Linked DNA regions of Mus musculus: region 1 is linked to region 2. A link is a contact called in ENCODE Hi-C data. All regions are on one chromosome and are shown on one strand. The core of a region is the stretch at or near the end of the contact, and the rest is flanking DNA. Distances in the headings are between cores, read along the strand shown. Region 1 holds the start of 1700041B01Rik (a long non-coding RNA gene). Region 2 has its middle 6.0 kb from the start of Gm52187.

Region 1 (5,692 bases), core at 712-3,211, 36 kb before region 2:
CCCTCCCTGCGGCTCCTGCTGCCTCCTCGGCTGCCACTCCCGGGGCGCTGGAGCGGCCCAGCTTCCTGTCACCCCCCTACAAGGAGAGCTCCCACCACCCGCTGCAGCGCCAGCTGAGCGCCGACGCCGCAGTGAGCCGTAAGACCTGCAGCGTGTCGTCCAGTGGCTCCATCAAGAGCGCCAAGGTCTTCAGTCTGGATGTGCCAGACCACCCGACCCCCACGGGACTGGCTAAGAGCGACTCCAAGTACATTGAGAAAGGCAGCCCCCTCAACAGCCCGCTGGACAGGCTTCCCCTGGTGCCCACGGGCAGCAGCGGGAGCAGTGGTGGGGGTGGTGGCATCCACCACCTGGAGGTGAAGCCGGCCTACCACTGCAGCGAGCACCGGCACAGCTTCCCCGCTCTCTACTACGAGGAGGGCGCCGACAGCCTGAGCCAGCGTGTGTCCTTCCTCAAGCCACTGACCCGCTCTAAGCGAGACTCCACCTATTCGCAGCTCTCCCCCAGACATTACTACTCAGGGTACTCCTCCAGCCCCGAGTACTCGTCTGAGAGCACACATAAGATCTGGGAGCGCTTCCGGCCCTACAAGAAACACCATCGCGAGGAGGTATACATGGCTGCCGGCCACGCCCTGCGTAAGAAGGTCCAGTTCGCGAAGGATGAGGACCTGCATGACATCCTTGATTACTGGAAGGGGGTCTCAGCCCAGCAGAAGCTGTGACCCTCTCCTCCCCCACCGGTGAGGTGATGGGGAGGAGGGCAAGGGGACTTGGGGGAAGGGCCCCCCAACAGGGTGGCCGGGAGACGGGAGACAGGCCAAGGAGCCTGGGGCCGAGGGGCCCGGGCCTAGGAGTGGACGCACACGCACACACGCACACACGCACCCACACACACACACTTGACCACCACCTGACTGTGAAGTAACCAACACCCAATAATAGCGGACAGGAAAACAAACATTTTCCTTAAAGTTTACAACCTGCTACTGACACCAGTTGTCTCTACTGTGCTGCCCAAGGGACTTCTTGCTGGGCTGGGGAAAGAGGCCAGAGAGGGTGTGGGGGGCCTGAGACTCAGGCGGGTTTTGGTGGCAAAAGAGATTTGGGTAGAGGTCAACCACAGGCCTCTTGTTCAGAGAGGCTATCCTCCAAGCTTGGGAACATTTCCCTTGGAGACGTGGCAACATGTGGACATTGGGCATCCTCTCCTCCCACTACGGATGGCCCAGAGAGAGGAAAAGAAGCCCTAGGGGTCTCTCACCCAACAGGTTACAGCTCTGTCTCCCAGCTTCCTGGCCCAGTGCTGGCCCCGCCTCCAGCTGCTCCTCTGGGCTCCGCCCCCATTCATCTGCTACTCCTTCCAAAGTTGTGGTCTCAGGGGTCTAGGGACTGAAGCAGGCAGGTGCTCTTTAGAAAGTCCATGGGCATCTACAAGGTGAAAGGCTATGGTCCCTAGCCCTGGGAGGCCAAGAGTAAGCAATGTCCTGCTAACCAGACAGAAGCAGAGGCAAAGGGTGCCACCAGCCCCCTTCAAGTGTCTTCCAAGTAGCCCTGGGGAGCTGCCTGGGTGTGGGGTGGTGGGTAGACCTGCTCCCCACTGGTATCTCAGGTGTAGGCCCCCATGCCACAGCCCCTAGTTTCTCTGGGTCTCCGGGACTCCTACCCACCACAGAGAGGCAACAGTGAATGACAAGGCCTGGGGCCAGTGTGGAGATGATGTAGAATGTGGGGATCTCTCCCTGCACCCTGCACCCCACTTGTCTGGCTCCTGCTGTGTGCAGCATCTCGGCCTGCCCAGGAGGGCATCTGCCCCACCCCACCCTGTCTTATCCCCTGGCTTAGAGGGACTCCCATATTTCCATGGAAATGGCCACCATCCTCTTTATGACCCACTCCCAACACCAATCAAAGCACAAACAGTGAGGTGCCTCCTACTGCCCTGGTCAGGGTGCAGGGCCAGGTTCCTGGCCCCTCCCCTTCCCTAGCTAGTCCGTTGCCATGGCAACCCAGAGCCTGGCAGTTGGTGCCCAGAGCGACTAACTGACCAACCGTTGGGCTCTCTCACTGAGTTCTCTCAGTGTGGGTGGCAGCAGAGGGGGGTAAAGGAAGCCTGGCCAGGTGGCAGCTCTCTCGAGAGCCAAGAGCTTCTGGGGACAAGCTCTGGAGTCCCGAGACTAGGCTAAGGCATTGTCCTTTGCCTTTGAGTGGGCAGTGGGCCTGTGGGGCATTGGGACAGCTGTACTGGGCAGTTCTGCCCCCTGCCTGTGTGCCCCTTAGCTTCCCATTGAGATAGGGAGGAGCCTTCTCAGCTCAACCCCAACTTCCTGAGACTCCTTCATTCCTGCTGCTCTTTTTGGCTTACATGAGATAAGAGATTTGTGACTCTTGAGTGAGGAGGATGGTGGGCGAGAGGCATCTCACTTGACCGGTGAGGGCTCTGACCAGGAAAGCTAGGGCTATCCTTGGGGGTAGGGTATGGGGAAGGACCGGGGGTGGGGAGACTTGACTGAACACCTCTATCACATCGACTTCGGGGTGGGCTGAGCCCAGGGCTCACTCAGGGGTGACATTTGCAAAAAATAAAAATAAAAAATAAAGAAAAAAAAAGACTGTTCTGGGGAGAGGAGGGGACTGGCCAGCCTGGATGTGGAGAACAGAGCTCCCTTAGCCACAAACCCCACCCCTCACCCTACCCTATACCCACTGACCACCCTGAGAATAGCAGGCAGGCCGAGAGGCTAGGGGCGTGAGCAAGCAGACCCCTGTTATCTTTGCATGACGATTTTACTGTATTTTTTCTGAGCAAACATCTGTCGTGTATGTGCCAGTTTGTCCAGACTCCCCTCCCCACCCCCATTCCCTCCATGTGATCCAAGCAGCTCTTGAAACCCAGGGAGGGCCAGCTCTGCAGAAGACCAAAACAGGTGCCGCCAACCTAGCCCTGCCCCAGACCCTCCTCCCATCTTTCTGGGCATTGGGCCCACAAGTGTTTGCCTGCCTTCCTCCATCTTTACAGACACTCCTTCCCTGTTAACCATCTCTGTCCTGAACCACTTCTGCTTGTTCTTCCTCCTCTCCACCGGGGAAAAGCAGCCTTAGAAGAGTGTTCTCAAGGCCATGTTCCTGTGGGAGGGGCTGTGGAAGGATCCACACCGGGCTGTTTCCATCTGGAAACGAAGCTGGGGCCCTCCAAAGAGGCACCCGGCCAGCCACATGGGACAGATGGAGAGGACTGTCACACTGAGTACAGGAGGCTAGGAGCTTGGAGCTTCATGGAGAGAGGCGTGGGGCCCTGCAGGAGGGGAGTGTCATGCCCAGGGAGACTCCTCACAGTGGAGTGGGCTCTGTCCCTACTTGTTTGGCCATCATTCTTGGTTGAAGGTGACTTATAAAACCTCAGATGCCACTTCAGGGGGAACTTTAAAGAGAGGGTCCATTTCAACAATGGGGACCAGGCCACAGGGACCTTTGAGACAGAGCAATGATCTAAGACATAGGTACCTCCATTGGGCAGGTCCCCCAGTTGATCTGGCCGTCCTCTAGGGCAGGCCCTAAGAGGTTTTCCCTCTGGGATGTTCTTTCTACTATCTAAAATGGCTTGTCCCTGGGCAGAAGTACAATTGTCACAAAATGCCAAATGGATTCTTATACCCTGGAGCCAAGTGAAACCCCCTGACATTGAGTTCTGGGCTGAGTCGTGGGACAGGCCATGATTAGGGGCACAGGGAGGATCCCAGGGCCTTAATGGAGTCAACCTGGGAGACATGTGGGTAGGAGGTGACAACTGGGCTTCCCTGACCTGTTAGAGAACAGCCTGTGAGGTCCCGTTTGTGGGAGCGTGTGGCCTTCCCGAAATAAGCTTAAGTCAGATGGGAAACCGCTTAGTCTTAGCAGGTTCAGGGAGCCTGGACCAGGTTCTCGAGTCTGTGGAAAGGTCCCCTGTCACCAATGGCCCTTCAACTCCTTCCTACAGAGCAGGAAGCTCTGAAACAAACCGATGCAGGGCTGAAGGGCCTGTCTAGGGAGGTAGGCAGGGAAAGCCCACTTAGGAGGGCCTGGACAGTGCACGGAGGGAGGCAGCTATTGATGGTGCTGACATCTGGGGCTGGCCCATGGCCCTCCTCCATGTTCCCGACTAGAAATCGCATTTGCTCACAATCCAGAAAATTTAAGGAGTTGAAGTTGGGTAGAGGTACAGGGGAAGGGGAACCTCTAGACAGACCCGGCAGGGGGGAGGGTGGGGGTAAGGGTGGGGGACAGACAGGAACAGAGGTGACAGCTCTCCCATCCTTCCAGTTCATGAGGGGCTAAAACTTCAGGGAGGCAGATGGGGGCTTCCTTGCTGTGATGGGCGTAGGGGACCAGGTGGTCTCTTGTCTCTCCGCACCAGAGCTCTGCAGACATGGCAAGAAGAACTACCACTGTGAAAATGAGCTAGGAAGGAGAGGTGTGGGACCTGTCAGCTGTCCCGAGCCCCTTCCCTAGCCACCCTATCACTCTGCCCTAGCAGGTCCCGACATGGCTAGGGGGCCTCTTCTCCAGGATGTGGATTGGTGGGAAAAGGTATAGGGGTATGGGGTGTCTAGCTACCCATAGGGTGACCTCGCCCCCTTAATGTTTGTTCCTCTTGTCAAGGCTTGCTCTCTGGGATCCCCTCTGCCCCAGGACAAGGGGACCTTCCCCTCCCCCCAGGCCCATGCTCATATCATGTGACCTACACCCACCTCTAAGAAACCGTCTCTCCCCCCCCAACTAGCCTCAGTGCCCCCCCAGATGCCAGCTGCCCCTTCTGAGCAGCAGGGAGACTAGAGGTGTCCACAGGGGTGGGGGTGGCCTCCTTTTCCTCCCCTCCTCTTCTGCCAGTCAAGCACAGGGCTGGGGTGGAGGTCCAGACAATGATGACCACCTCTTCTCCCTGCTTCCCACATCCCCTCCCCTGCACCCTCCTCAGGAGCTGCCAGCCCCTGGGGGCATGGTGGCCTGGCACCTGGTTTGAGCCCTGCGGAGCTGTGCTCGGGGGCCCTGGACTCTGAACCTGTGACCCCTCGCTGTGTACGGAACTTGCCCCCTCCTGGGGGGCCTTGGGCCCTCTCCTTTTCTTCTTTTAGGGGGTAACTTCATTTATTTCTTCTCCCTCCATTTGCCTCCCCCCCAATTTTCCTGTTTTAAACCGAATGGCACGAAATCGTTTTCCTCACCTTGAAGATTCCTGTATGGAGAGAATCAATTTCTATATTTGCAATAAATTTCTTATTTAAAACAAGAGGGCCGAGGTTTGTGTTGAATGCATCTCCAGTTCCTGCCGTCGCCATCTCACGTCCTCCTTCCCTGACTGACAGAGCTGAGTGGCAGTACCATCCTAGAGTACCCTATACCCTGTCACCAGAACATGGAAGCCACTCGGCTGCCGTGTGATCTGATGTGCTGACAACCTGGTGTCTACCTGTGGTCCTCCTGCCTCCCAAGACGCACACCCCCGGGAGGCACAGGGGCAGCTTCTCAGGAGGAAAACTGCCCTTGACAGTGGTCGTGGAGCAAGCCTGACTTGTTCTAGGTCACTGTCCCTGCTCCTGCCAGGGTGGGACCCCTAGGGACCCTTTGGACCTGGCCTGGGCATCCACCCCTGGATCCCTATCACCCCTCTTCTGGGTCCTTTACCATCTGCTAACCCTTCCTAATAGCTATGGAC
Region 2 (5,442 bases), core at 1,780-4,279:
ACTGTGAAAATTCTGTCTGCTGTGTTCCACTGGGTTCTGGGAGGTGACTCCTAACCTGGCTTCACTGCAGCTTGAGGCTGCAGCTTTTGAGTGCTGGGCTCTGGACGCACTACCCTGAATCCTAGAACATGGTCTGGCAGAGTCGCTGCAGATTTGGATCCCTGCAGGGCTATCCCTCCTCCTCCCCCTCAGCCTCCCCCTCCCCTCTGTGAGTTGGGCAGGAGCAGGAGAGTCTGGTTAGGTTGGAGGTGAAGTGTTTGTGAGGGACTAATCTCTGCCAATGGCAATGGTCACCCAGCCCAGGTCGCTGGCCTCAGCAGGGGCCCAATCAGTAGCTGCTGTGGTTGATGCTGGTTACATGTCAGGCCATCCGGCCTGGCTGGAGATTCTGGAGCCCGAGTGCACCCTTGGAGAGACCACTAGGAATTCCCAGCTCCCTCTCCATTTCCTGGTGCCCACACTATATAAAATGAGGATTTCTGAACACCTGGCTCCAGGGATCCTCCTGCCTCGTCCTCTGGAATAGCTGGACTAGAGCGCAAGCCATTGCAGCTGATGGTTCTCTCTGATCACCAGCTTCTCTGAAAATGTCTAGAAAGGGAGTGACTTAGCCGCCATCCGGCCCGATCCTCTGATTTGCTATGTGACCTTGGGATGTACCATCACCCTCTCTGAGTCCATACTCACTCGAGACAACCTAACTGCTTATCAGTGTCCTGCCCACTCCTGACCCCTCCTCACACACAGTGTGAGTCAGCACTCCCCACCCCCACCCCAGGGACCCTCCGCATCCAGAAGCTGTACCTGAGAAGCCTGGACCCAGGGACAGCTGGCTACTGCCTCAGGGTTCGGTTTCGGCCTCTGGCAGGGCCTGGGACCAAGCCTCCATTCTGCTGGGTCCCTTAGCCATCTTTACTCTTGGAGGCTGAAATGATTCTGGCTATGTAGCCTAGGCTGGTCTGGAACTCAAGGCAATCCTCCTGCATCATCATCAACGTCCTGAATGCTAGGGCAATCTCAAACAGCTTCCCTGGTCTTTCAAATGTTTCTCCCACACTCCCAAGAGCCAGGGGATCCTGCTGTAGGCAGGGGAGTGGTGGAGGCGTGGGGGAAGGGTGTGTGTGTGTGTGTGTGTGTGTGTGTGTGTGTGTGTGTGTGTGCGCGCGCGCTCGCTGAGCTGCCTCCTCCTCAGTCTCCAGGGGCTTGTGTTCCACCTTGGCTCCTGAGGAGGAATGGTTTGGGAGAGGAACTGATTGAAATGTACTTTTCGTTTCGGGAGGGGGAAAAATTAAAGTCTCCAATTTGAGAGCGTGGCGGCAATTAGTGTTTAATCACGAGAGATTCTAGAATGTGGAAAAGTGCCCTGGCTGGGGAGGGCACCTGGCCCCAGGCTGATTACAGACCAGCTTCCTGTTACCTTGCCAGCCACCCCCCCCTAAAGATGAAAATATATTCGGGGCATCCGTTTGTTTTCTGAAGGAGAGAAACAGCTTGTGGGGAGGTGGTGCCAGGGCCCTGTTGCTCCATCTTGTTCTGGGGGAGCCCGTGAGGAGGAATCGGGCCACCATCTCCCTTAGGGGTTGGCTTTGAAGCCTCTCACTCCTGGTCCCAACCCTTTCCCAGCAGCTTACTTACCAGCCACGTGGCCATGGGAAACCCACAAGTCTCTGTGCCAGCCTCACATCTAAGAGGAGGACAACCCAGGGGGTGGCTGCACTGTGCTCTGCAAATGTACCTCCGGCAGTACCTGGATCATAGTAGGTCCACACTGAGGGAGAGAGGAAGGCGGGATGGGCCCATGAGCTCTCCTGAACGGGGGCTTGGGCTGTTGTGCCAGATGGTTGTCTGGCCACACATTCTGGATGCTTCAGAAAAAGCTGGAGTCTGGGAGCAGGACTTCTAGGCCAGAGGCAACAGCCTAACCCATGGGTGGCAAGACATCTCTGCAGTTCTCTGTGAGCCCGGCTAGCCTGCCTGCCTTCCTTCCTTCCTTCCTTCCTTCCTTCCTTCCTTCCTTCCTCCCTTCCTTCCTTCCTTCCTTCCTTCCTCAGCACTTGGAACCCACTCAAGTCCCTCCTGTCACCTCTGCTGCTGCAGTGCATTGGCAACAACCACATAGACTTAGGGTGGCATCGGACCCCTAGCTAGCTGTGTCTAGGAGTCCTGCTGGGGAATCTCTAGATGAGACCTGCCACTCCCTATGTTCCTGTCTGGTTGCAAATACTAGTAACAGCAAGCTGGGCGCCTTGGGGGGAGGGTCAGCTCCCAGGAAGAGTTTTGGGCTCTGAGTCGGGGAGTCAGGGCCTCACAACCACGGAGTATAGTATACCATACCAGATATTGTTCTAAGTTTTCCCTGCCCTTGGGTTGGCTTCTCATTACTCATCTGGGAGTCAGACACAATCACCCCCATTTAACAGTCTGAGAAACTCGGGCTGGGCTGGGTTGGGCTGACACGGAGCCAGGGCTCTGTCCAGCTCTGTCCGGCCCGCACTGCAGGAGCCAGAGGCTGCAGCTGCGTGGGTGGGCAGGAGGGAGCAGACCCGCAGGCTTGGCTAATGGCCCTTGGTAAGGCTGTCATGAATGGGAACAGGAAGTGCTAGGTTCAAGTTCTGATCTGGTGGGAAGGCAGAGTTCCTCTGTCTCTCCTCTTTCCCTGCTTGCATCTCTCATCCAGTGGAAGAGAGAGACTCAGAGATGAGGCTCAGAAAGAGGGTTTAGACCTACATCGCCACAGACTCTGGGGCTGTGCCTCTGCTTTCTCTTCTGCCCAATGGGCTCAGGACCTTCTCCCTTCAGCCCGTGTTCTAAGCACCAAAGGGTAAGGCTATCACGCCATGTGGTTCTCAACCTTCCTAACGATATGATCCTTAATACAGTTCCTCATGTTGTGGTGACCCTCAACCATAAAATTATTTTTGTTGCTACTTCGTAACTGCAGTGTTACTGCTGTTATGAATCGTCATGTAAATATCTGCTATGCAGATGGTCTCAGGCAACCCCGTGAAAGGATCGGTCAGCCTCCAAAGGGCTTGCTTCCGACTGGTTGAGAGCCACAGCTATAATGTAAGGCGTAAGCCTGGTAAAATCTAATGAGAGGGGGACTACTTGGGAGGCTCAGTTCCCCCAAGATAACACCTAGTCTTTGGGGGGAGGGTCTCAAGAGACTGGGGGATGCAGGCTGATGATCGAAATTCTATCAAGAGCCCCCATCCTTCCCTTCTTGTGCCTTCCCCAACAGTTCTAAGTGAGGGACATTCATAGCCAGGCCTGAGTAGGTGGGTAGGTGGCGCTGGCTTAGCCAAGAAGTGCCTGTCTCTGATTCGTGGCTGGTTTCCATGGCAACCGATTGATTGCCCCAGCTGCAGACTCAAGGAGAATGAGCTTTCTCCCAAGCTGGGCTGCCTGGGAGGCCACCACAGCCGTGGTACCTATGCCTCCTCAACGGGGTCACCTCAGCTCAGCTCAAGAGCCATTAACTGACACCTGGCACATGCAAATGCGATGATGTAACAGGAGGAGGGCCCTAGTGTGTGTGAAGCACCTACTATGTGCAGCTGGAGTCCGAGGGCCTGGAGCTGAACCTGGCCCAGCCACATCCCAAGCCTGGGAGCTTAGCCACTAGGCCCAGAGGCTAGCACGGTGACACTCTGGGGAGTAGCACAGTTAGTCCCACCAGGACAGAGGAGCAGTAGCATGGGTCTCTGAGGGAGACCCGTAGAGTGACAGATGAATCAGAGTGTGGGTTGGCTGAGAATATGGTCGGGTAAGAGAGGAGGGGATCAGGTGGGGTGCAGGGAAGGTGACCAGCAGGACTCTGAGTTTGCCCTCACACTATAGTCAAGGGACCAGTAAGCACAGCAGGCTGGTATCTGATTTGTCAGCTTCTAGTCCTTCTGGCCACAGCTGCTTTCTTAACAACCCCTGTCCTCAGCCCTGCTTCCTGTCCAGGTCTGGATGTGGGCTTTCAGGGTTTCCTCTGCCCAGGCCTGCTGAATGTCTAGCCTCTAGCTGGTGTGGAAGGCTCCCAGGTACTGATGGCAGCTCCTCTCCTTTTTATGTTCTTGCATCCCCTCTGATTCTTCAACCCCTAAAACTCCCTCTGCTCTGTTCTGGGGCGCCCCTCTTTCCTTCCTTGCCCTTGGAGGCAGTTTTACAGTGAGCCTGGCCCTAATCCCAACCTGTATCATTCGGTGTGGTTCTCGTCCCAATCTTGCCCTCTGACCTGCCTTCTGCCTCTTCAGCCTCTTCATTTTCAACCTCTGCCTCTTCTCTGGTCCCCAGATGGGCTCTTTAGGCCTGGCCTCATTGACATTCTACCCACGGCAGCCTTAGTCGCATGCTAGCTGCAGGAGCTGTTCCGGTGAAGGAGCAAGACAGAGAGGCTGGGCTGGGGCTGGGGACAGTGCTCTTGGGGTGTTGGTCTGAGCTTCAGTCTGGCCAGACTGCAAATCATGTTTGCAACTGCAGACCCAGAACTTCAAACCTCAACTGGTTAAACCCAGCAGCTAAGGAGGCCTTTTGATCTTCTTTTGGGAGGTGAGGCCCATCCCCAGAAAGACAGCTGGCAGGATCCACCCAGCATGGCATTCAGGTCCCAGATTCCCATACTCTGCTGAGGTCCTTGGGGCTATGGAGCAGTTCGTTCTTGCTTCCATTGCTCCTGGGTTCTTGGAGTGCTGGGGAGCCTCTACAAATACAAATGGGGTTTAACAAGGAAGCAGGGAGGAGATCTGGACCATTTCACTGAGAGCGCGAAGCCTTCGTAACAGGAGCTTCAGAGATCATTGGACTATTTCATTCATTCCTTCTTCTCTTCTTCCTCCTTCTCCTTTTCCTCCTCCTCTTCCTCTTCCTCTTCTTCCTCTTCCTCTCCCCCTCCCCTCCCCTCCTCCTCCTCCTCCTCCTTCTTCTTCTTCCTCTTCTACTTCCTCTTCCTCCTCCTCTCCTCCCCTCCCCCACCTCTTCCTCCACCTCCTTTTCCTCCTCCTCTTCCTCCTCCTCTTTCTACTCCTACTTCCCCTTCTTCCTCTTCCTCCTCCTCCTCCTCTCCCCCTCGTCTTCCTCCTCCTCCTCTTCTTCTACTTTTCCTCCTCCTCTCTCTTTTTTTGAGGCAGGATGGCACTATGTAGCCCAGGCTGGCTTCCAAATCACAACTATCTTTCTGCCTCAGCTCCTGGATGCTGCATTACAGGTATTCATCACCCGATCTGGCTCTCAGTTTTTACATATTTAGCTAAGTCTGGTCCACGCTTTTGCTGGGACTGAAGGTTCAGAAATACCAATCCAAGTCCTGGTGCTCCCTGGGCTAACAGGAGCACCAGGAGACACTCATGAATATTCATAAAGGCAACAGGAGATGCTCATGCATATTTATAAGGGCAACAAGATCTCATCAGGACAGCCAAGGTGGGGGTGGGGGGACAGATCTATAGAGGTGTC

Evidence for each region. A loop is a pair of places that touch in the nucleus more often than their neighbours do.
Region 1: a map of CH12.LX shows a loop between it and region 2 (2.0-fold over the local background). The contact joins the promoter of 1700041B01Rik here to the enhancer-like site in region 2. A Hi-C loop is called at or near these places in 2 of 37 maps with a recorded cell type or tissue (CH12.LX and left cerebral cortex).

What each region holds. Positions count from the first base shown.
Region 1 is chr15:78,666,907-78,672,598 of GRCm38, reverse strand. It overlaps 1700041B01Rik (a long non-coding RNA gene), which reads right to left and starts at 1,961. Exons shown (of 4, transcript XR_003951540.1): 1 at 1,671-1,961; 2 at 1,265-1,392. It overlaps Elfn2 (leucine rich repeat and fibronectin type III, extracellular 2), which reads left to right. Exons shown (of 2, transcript NM_001358692.1): 2 at 1-5,266. The coding sequence ends at 725.
Region 2 is chr15:78,632,497-78,637,938 of GRCm38, reverse strand. No RefSeq gene overlaps it. Among named protein-coding and RNA genes, the nearest start is that of Gm52187, 6.0 kb to the right of the region's middle. Within about 2 kb of position 3,029, at least 1 of the 3 ENCODE cell types and tissues checked has a DNase peak (open chromatin) inside an H3K27ac peak, as active enhancers do; it is left cerebral cortex, where a contact is called at or near this core.